3 separate regions of the Homo sapiens genome follow, and regions 2 and 3 are each linked to region 1. Evidence: chromatin loops called from intact Hi-C (ENCODE). Cell type or tissue: heart left ventricle. All regions are shown on one strand.

Evidence for each region. Peaks named below come from ENCODE experiments on the same cell type or tissue, not always from the same donor. Only the 100,000 strongest peaks of a DNase experiment are listed, where the experiment ranks them.
Region 2: a loop joins it to region 1, with 2.2 times the contacts of the local background. A loop is called at or near these places in 15 of 110 quality-filtered maps.
Region 3: it touches region 1 in a loop (7-fold over the local background); 89 of 110 quality-filtered maps call a loop at or near these places.

The regions. Positions count from the first base shown.
Region 1 is chr7:25,845,666-25,848,165 of GRCh38, reverse strand. No RefSeq gene overlaps it. Among named protein-coding and RNA genes, the nearest start is that of LINC03007, 57 kb to the right of the region's middle. In heart left ventricle, no CTCF peak of the experiment used is centred here; a DNase peak (open chromatin) is centred at 1,305; H3K27ac peaks cover 2,367 bases.
Region 2 is chr7:25,783,849-25,786,348 of GRCh38, reverse strand. The region is part of intron 1 of LINC03007 (long intergenic non-protein coding RNA 3007); the gene reads left to right. Among named protein-coding and RNA genes, the nearest start is that of LINC03007, 5.0 kb to the left of the region's middle. In heart left ventricle, no CTCF peak of the experiment used is centred here; no DNase peak of the experiment used is centred here; H3K27ac peaks cover 340 bases.
Region 3 is chr7:25,567,716-25,570,215 of GRCh38, reverse strand. No RefSeq gene overlaps it. Among named protein-coding and RNA genes, the nearest start is that of LINC03007, 220 kb to the left of the region's middle. In heart left ventricle, a CTCF peak has its summit at 1,140 (motif pointing right); no DNase peak of the experiment used is centred here.

The sequences.
Region 1 (2,500 bases):
CCAGATGTTTAATTACCACGTTGACACAATTGGATTATGACTTCAGGGCAAAAAGCAACTTTACTAAAGAGAATTTGAATGGAAAACAAGAGCATTTTAAAGATCCTCATACAGCAGTTTATTTCTCTTGTTAAATTCATGTCCCTCAAGATATCACAGTACCCACTAGGTACAGATACTGGGCCGCCCTTTGTTAAATCGTAGTTGGATTTATTTTTGCTTCCCTTTTTGGCCCTCTTTCTCACCATTTGTCATTTTCACAGGCTTTAGTGACATAAATCTTGTGGAATGTTGGCTATGCACATAGCATGAAGGATTCAACCTCTCCCATTTCAGGCTGGTTGGCCAATGTAAGCAACTGAGGGTGGCAGAGATCAGGGACAGATAAGACAGGGAGAAGAAGGGGTAGAGGGACTTTGGAAAGAATACCTGAAGTACGAAAGTGACACCTTTAAGGTTAAGGGTGATGGCAATTGACTGATGATTACCAGGTAACAATGGAGTCCACTGGAAGCTGCATAACCATGAACTGTTATGATTATTTTTTCCTATCTATGTGGAAAGGCCTGGTTTGCTTCTCTGCACACAGTCCTGATTCAGTGTGGTGCCCGCATATTGTAAATGTCTTATCCAAGAATCCAGGGACCTGGCCCTGAAGGAAAAGCTGAGGACAGAGTATTTCTGCAACAGGCCTAGGCTCTTGCAAACTTGCCTTCCCAAAGCTCCAAGCCCAACTGGCCTGCAGGGGAGGCGGTCTCGCTGACAACCTGCCCTTTGGCCTTATACCTTCTGTCACAAAAGAGCCATTTTTCCTGAATTTGAAATTGAAGAATTTGATGGCACACGAGTGCTGGGGGGATTTTATTAAGCTGATAAATATGACTACAATTTACTTAAAACCAGTGGCTCTTCTCACTGTCAATGTTGTGGAGTTTATGCCTTTTTCTCTCAAGCTCTCTTTGGCCCAAGCAATTCAGGGCAGAGAGTTTGAAGGGTATTTTGTTTCTGATGTGGGCAGTCTGAAAAATAGTGGACCTTTTAACATTGCACTGACAGACACTCTCAGGGCTAATATAATTGATGTATTCATAGGAGCTTAAGCAAAATAGCTTTCCAAAAGGGAGAAAAACTTGTCTTTTCACCTAAGCACTGACCGATTTGTGGTTTGGATGCTTACACGAGATATTAAACAGACCCGATGGAAAAGGCTTGTTTGCCTCAAGTCTGACTTTCCCTCCTCTTGTAATTTTTGGCCTTGAGTCAAATTTTTGTCCATTCCCCTGCACTCCTTGGGTTGAGGCCAGCACAACGGGCTTGCACTCTCCATGGTGTTGACAGAGTGTTTTTCAGCTGTACCAAAGGCCACAGATTTTCTGTCAGACTTCAAGATACACAGCCTGATAAACATGTCTGCCTCTGGCGATTGGCAGCATTCTTTCTGGAAAAGAAAACAAAAATTGTTTTATATCAATAAGGAAAGTGGTATGAATAGCATAGAATAACACAACTTGGAAGGTGTGCCTGAGGCCTGAGCTTTTTTGCAGTATGTTTAGCTCTTCAGTTCAATTTATTTTTGAGTTCTGTCTTCACCCCACCAGCATCTGATTACTTTCATCAGCCATATGTGTCTGGTTGTGTAACAAATAAACAAATCAACAACCGATTTGTTTGGAAGGTTGGTTGGTGGTAAATGACTCCAGAATGGTGTTTGGAAAAAGTATTTTGGCTTTCTGTAGATATTTTATTTTTCATATGGGATGAAATGGCTGATTTTCGTTAACTCTCTTGTTCACTACAATTTAAAGAAACTGCATGATGTTTCTTCTCTCTGATATTTTCTAGTTGAGTTTTTTTCCCATCACTTTATTCTCTTGGCCATGTGTCAGGTCACCAAATTGGGAAATCAGCCCATGTGGATGACACAAAACTCAACTCTGTGTTACCTGGAAATCTCATCTTTGTAGAGCTGTAGCCAGCTCGGTGCAGATTCCCACAATCAGAGGACTGGATAGCTTCTTCTGACAATTTCTTGCAATCAGAGGGGATTCTTGCTTTGCCATCTTGACTTCAACGTTGACTGTTGGAAAGGAAGAGGGAGGAACACATCCTCAGAGTCAGCACCCTCTTTCTAAAGCTGCTTTGCCATTGAGCAGATGCCCTGGAAGCCTGAAGGGAAGGCTGACTTCTTCAGGTTGAACTTCCCTTTGGAAGATTGATTAAATGCTGATGATCTCTTCAGCAAGCCCATGTGGACCCAATGGCTCAAAGCCAGCCTCAGAACCTCTCCAGTGCAGGCTGCTGGCCGGATTGTACCACCTCACCTGGATGCCGGCTGCTCAAAGGCAGACGAGGCTCATGATGCCTGCTCTTGGGAGTTCCTCAGTGGCACTCAACATTAATTACCTCTCCCCCAGGCCCTTCTGCAAAGTCCAGTGCCAGATCTCTGATGTCACTGCAGGACTATGATTAAACACCAGCTCCAGATCAGCCCAGTGACAGG
Region 2 (2,500 bases), 62 kb after region 1:
GACATCATTTTGTCATTTTCCTGCTCAAAAACCTCCTGTGCCTCCCCATTGTCTATTGCAAGGTTTCTCAACCTTGGTGCTATTGACATTGATGTCATTGATTGGGTGGTTTATAAGCAACAGAAATTTATTTCTCATGGTTCTAGAGGCTGGGAGGTCCCATATCAAGGTGCCAGTAGATTTGGTGTCTCTTGAGGACCCACTTCCTCACAGACAGCCAACTTCTAACTCTAACCCCAGAGGGTGGAAGGAGTGAGAAGTCTCTCAGGTCTCTTTCATAAGGGCCCTAATCTTATTTGTGAGAGCTCCACCTTCATGACCTAATCACCCCCAAAGCCTCCACCTCCTAATACCATCATCTTGTAGGGAGGTGAGGATTTCAACATAAGAATTTTGGGGGGACATAAACATTCAGACCAAATTACATCCCCACTGAGTCATGACAACCAAAAATGTTTTTGGGCATTGCCAAATGTTCCCTGGAGGGAAAAATCAGTCCTGTTTGAGAAACACTGGTCTACTGAATAAAGAGTATAGATCTTTCCTTCTCCATTAATCTCCACCTCCCTCATCCTCTCCTTGAGGCATGTCTGCCTCCCAGTCCCCAGACATTTGTTAATGCCCTTTAGTTCTTTGTTCCTGTGTTTTCCCCCACTTGAAATGCATTTCCTCTTGCTTGTTCCTATCTAAACCTTACCATACCTTCAGAATACATTTCCAGTCCCAACTCTTTCGGCATTCCCAACCCCATTTGCTTTCCTCTTCCTAATACACATAGTATTTATAGTCCCTCTTGCTCTTTTCGAGACAACAGAAACTCCAGAGGTGTTTAGGGCCATCTGCAAGTAGAGAAACCTTGAGCTCCTGGAGAGACCCCTGGGGATGAATTAAGAACCCAGAGTAGAGATTATTGCTCAGGATAGCCCCAAGAGTTCCCTACACTCAGAGGGGAACAGATGTTGCTGAGAGAGGACCAGGCCCAATGAGGCATTCAACTGGGTTTGGCGATATTTGGTGGTCACTTGAGTAGATTGATGCTGAAAGTCCAGATGGGGAGAAGGAACATGGCCACTGGGGAAGGATGACAACCTTGAGGACCAGCTTCATTGGACGCTGATAACTTGCCACCAAATAACCCAATTTAGGCAGTCAGTGGCAACATCAAGATGGTGGCTTTGAGATTGAAGTACCATACAATTCTGTCAGATTCCCCTCTAGCCATTCTGATAAGAATAAAAATAAAAATAAAAATAATAACAATTATTAATATCATTCTATCACTTAGAGTGATCAACTGTCCCAACTTGTCTGGGATGGGTTGGACAGAGACCCTGAAATGTGGGGCTTTCTGCTGTGTAACTGAGATGGTCCTGTGCATACCGGAAAAATTGGTCACCCTACTACCATGATTACTACTACAACTACTGCTACCATTAATATTTTAATATTTTTTAATATTCCTCTTATTCTAATAGTTTCTAATATTCTCTTTTAGGTGCAATTTAAATTTTCTCAATTTATGCAAAGTTAGTTGAAAGCTACTTCAGAAAAAAATTTTTTTGATCCAAAACATATAATGCAACACACACACACCTTCCAGTGGGAACTGCCATCCCTAACAAAACTTCTTTTAGATAGAATTCTGGCATTGCTTGTTGCCAAGAGTTCTCAATATGACACTGGGCTGGGAAACTCTTCCCTCGCATTGCACCCATCTGATTTGGGTCAGAACACTCATGGTAATGAGGGTCTACAGTCTTGAAGGAATGTCCAAATATCTGAGTATGTCTTCTTTTCCATTTATGCAGCTTAGACCTCTTTTCTGGTTAAGTCAATTGAGTGATCCCACTTACATGGTCTGAGATTGCTGCAGGCAACTATTCCATTTACAAAGCAACATGAGTTCCAGATAATCTAATTGGTTAATCAAGATTCTCTAGCAAAATGAAACAGGCCAACAAAACAAATCAAGTCAACAAAACTAGCTTAATTGTGTTTATCTGAGTAGACTTGGCCACAAAAATACCTGTCCTGAATTCTAGTCTCATATCCATTATTGACAAGCCATATAACTTTGCATAGATCAGTTGACTTGGACTAGCAGCTAACTTTCTCTTCTGTAAAAGAGATGATATTAGTTTGTTATGCTAGTGATTAGTTTGTATCCAATGAGGTGAGAGTATGCTGAGAAGCGTAAGGTGTTATGCAAATGGAAGTCTTTGCACTGAAAGCGTTCTCTTTTGGTGACTTTTAAAAAGGAGTATTATGTTAACCTTATCCTGGATCTGTGTTCAAAATCTTACAATACATTGCCATTCAATTTCACGTGCTCAGCGGTTCTGTGTGGTATAGCTGCTGTTTTTGGCAAATGTCATCATTTCATTCATCGAGCTGTCCTGAAGTTTGGGCCCTGAGGTAGCACATGTGGAATGAGGACAATGGAATTCTCCATCCTCCAACTCCAGTAAATTCCGTGGGACTGCATGCAGTGGCCCCTTGA
Region 3 (2,500 bases), 280 kb after region 1:
TATTTTTCATTTTAATTTTAGTTTTTGATATATTAATTTTTATTGATTACTTGTTGAAATGATAATATTTGGGATATATTATGTTAAATAAAATGTGTTATTAAAAATAATATCACTAGGTTCTTATATTTTTAAAAGTGTAGCCTCAGAGTATGAGAAGCAGCCTGAGGTAGACCAGGTAACAGTCAGAAGGAACTCAGAGGAGGAGGTCTCAGATGTGTGGGAGGCAGGAAAAACTCTATGAAGGAGGTGGCTTTGAGATTGGGCCTTGAAAGATGTTATCAATACAGGAGTTCCCCCTTATCGGTGGTTTTGCTCTCTGCAGTTTCAGTTACCTGTGGTCAACCATGGTCTGAAAATATTAAACGGAAATTCAAGAAATAAACAACTCATTAGTTTAAGTTGTGTGCCATTCTGAGTTGCCTGATGAACTCTCTTGCCGTCCTGCTCCATCCCTTCTTCATCACAAAAAGAAAAAGGGTGAGTACAGTACAATAAGATATTTTGAGCCGGGTGCAGTGGCTCACGCTTGTAATCCCAGCACTTTGGGAGGCCGAGGAGGGCGGATCACTTGAGGTCAGGAGCTCAAGACCAGCCTGGCCAACATGGTGAAATCCCATCTCTACTAAAAAAAAAATACAAAAAAATTAGCCGGGCGTGGTGGCGTGTGCCTGCAGTCTCAGCTACTTGGGAGGCTGAGGCAGGAGAATCGCTTGAACCCTGGAGGCGGAGGTTGCAGTGAGCTGAGATCACACCACTGCACTCCAGCCTGGGCGACAGAGCAAGACTCCATCAAAAAAAAAAAAAAAGATATTTTGAGAGAAAGAGACCACAAGTAGGTAACTTTTACTGTAGTATATTGTTATAATTATTCTCTTTTATTATTAGTTATCCTTGTTAATCTCTTATTGTGCCTAATTTATAAATTAAACTTTACCATCGGTATGTATGTATAGGAAAAAATATCACAGACATAGGGTTTGGTACTATCCGTGGTATCAGGCATCCACTGGGGTTCATGAAACGTATCCCCCTCGGATAAAGAGGGACTACTGTAATGCTATTGATAATTGATGACCGCAATATCGACAACACCCACTGTTTATTACAAGCTTGCCACTCGTCGGTCACCCTGTTAACCGCCAGGGGTCGGTAGCGAGGCGGAGATGGACTTTCTGAATGCGGAAACACCAGCAGTAGCGGCAAAAGCAGAGACCTGGACAAAGGACTGTATACACTTGGAAGTATCTGAGGTGGGGGTGGGAGGTAGGGGACAGGAACGATTAGGTGTTAAACTCTTACGAAGTAGAAGAAAAGGCAGGAAGGCAAGTTGGAGTCAAGTTTAGAAGCATCTTCAATGGGAAGGGAAAATCTTTCTACCTAGTTCCGTGAGAAAATGTGGTGATAACAAAACACTTTGGAAGCGCTTTGTGATACCTGCTGTTCCAGTGTCCAACACGCACTGACTCACTATGAGAGAGGTACCAATGCAGTCACGTGAGGTGTCACTACGGGGAAATGTTCTGACACGTGCATGTTTAGCGATTTCAACGCCGTGTGAACGTCATAGAGTGTATTTACACAAACCTAGACCCAGAGTGTATTTACACAAACCTAGACCACAGAGTCCACCACACCCCTGGGCTGTGTGGCATAGCCTATTGCTCCTTGGCTACAAACTGGAACAGCGTGATACTGTGCTCAATACTGTAGGCAGTTGTAACACATGGTATTTGTGTATCTAAATATAGAAAACGCACAGTAAGATACAGCAGTAGATTTAAAACAAATGGTACAATGGTAAGTGTATGGGACACTTACCATGACTGGAGCCTGCAGGACTGGAGGTGGCTCTGGGTCCATGAGTGAGTGAGTGGTGGGTGAATGTGAAGGCCTGGGCATGACTGCACTATTGTAGGCTTTAGAAACACTGCACATTCAGGCTACACTGAGGTTATAAAATATCTTTTTCTTTGTTCAATAATAAATTAACCTTAGCTTACTGTAACTTTTTTGCTTTATAAACTTTTCAATTTGGACTCCTTTGTAATAACACTTAGCTTAAAACACAAATACATTGTGTAACTGTACAAAATATTTTTTCCTTATATTCTCATCCTATAAGCTTTTTTTCTATTTTTAAATGTGTTTATTTATTTATTTATTTCCTTTTTATATCACTACCTTCCACTCCCACATCTTATCCCATTGAAAGGTCTTCAGGGGCTAGAACACCCATGGAGCTGTCGTCTCCTGTGGTAACAGTGCCTTCTTCTAGAATGCCTCCTAGATGACCTGCCTGAGGCTGTTTACAGGTAACTTTTAAAACCATAAGTAGATAGAGTACACTCTAAAATAACAATTAAAAGGATAGTATAGTAAATGCATAATCTAAAATAACAATTAAAAGGATAGTATAGTAAATGCATAATCTAAAATAACAATTAAAAGGATAGTATAGTAAATGCATAAACTAATAACATAGTTTTGATTGACATTG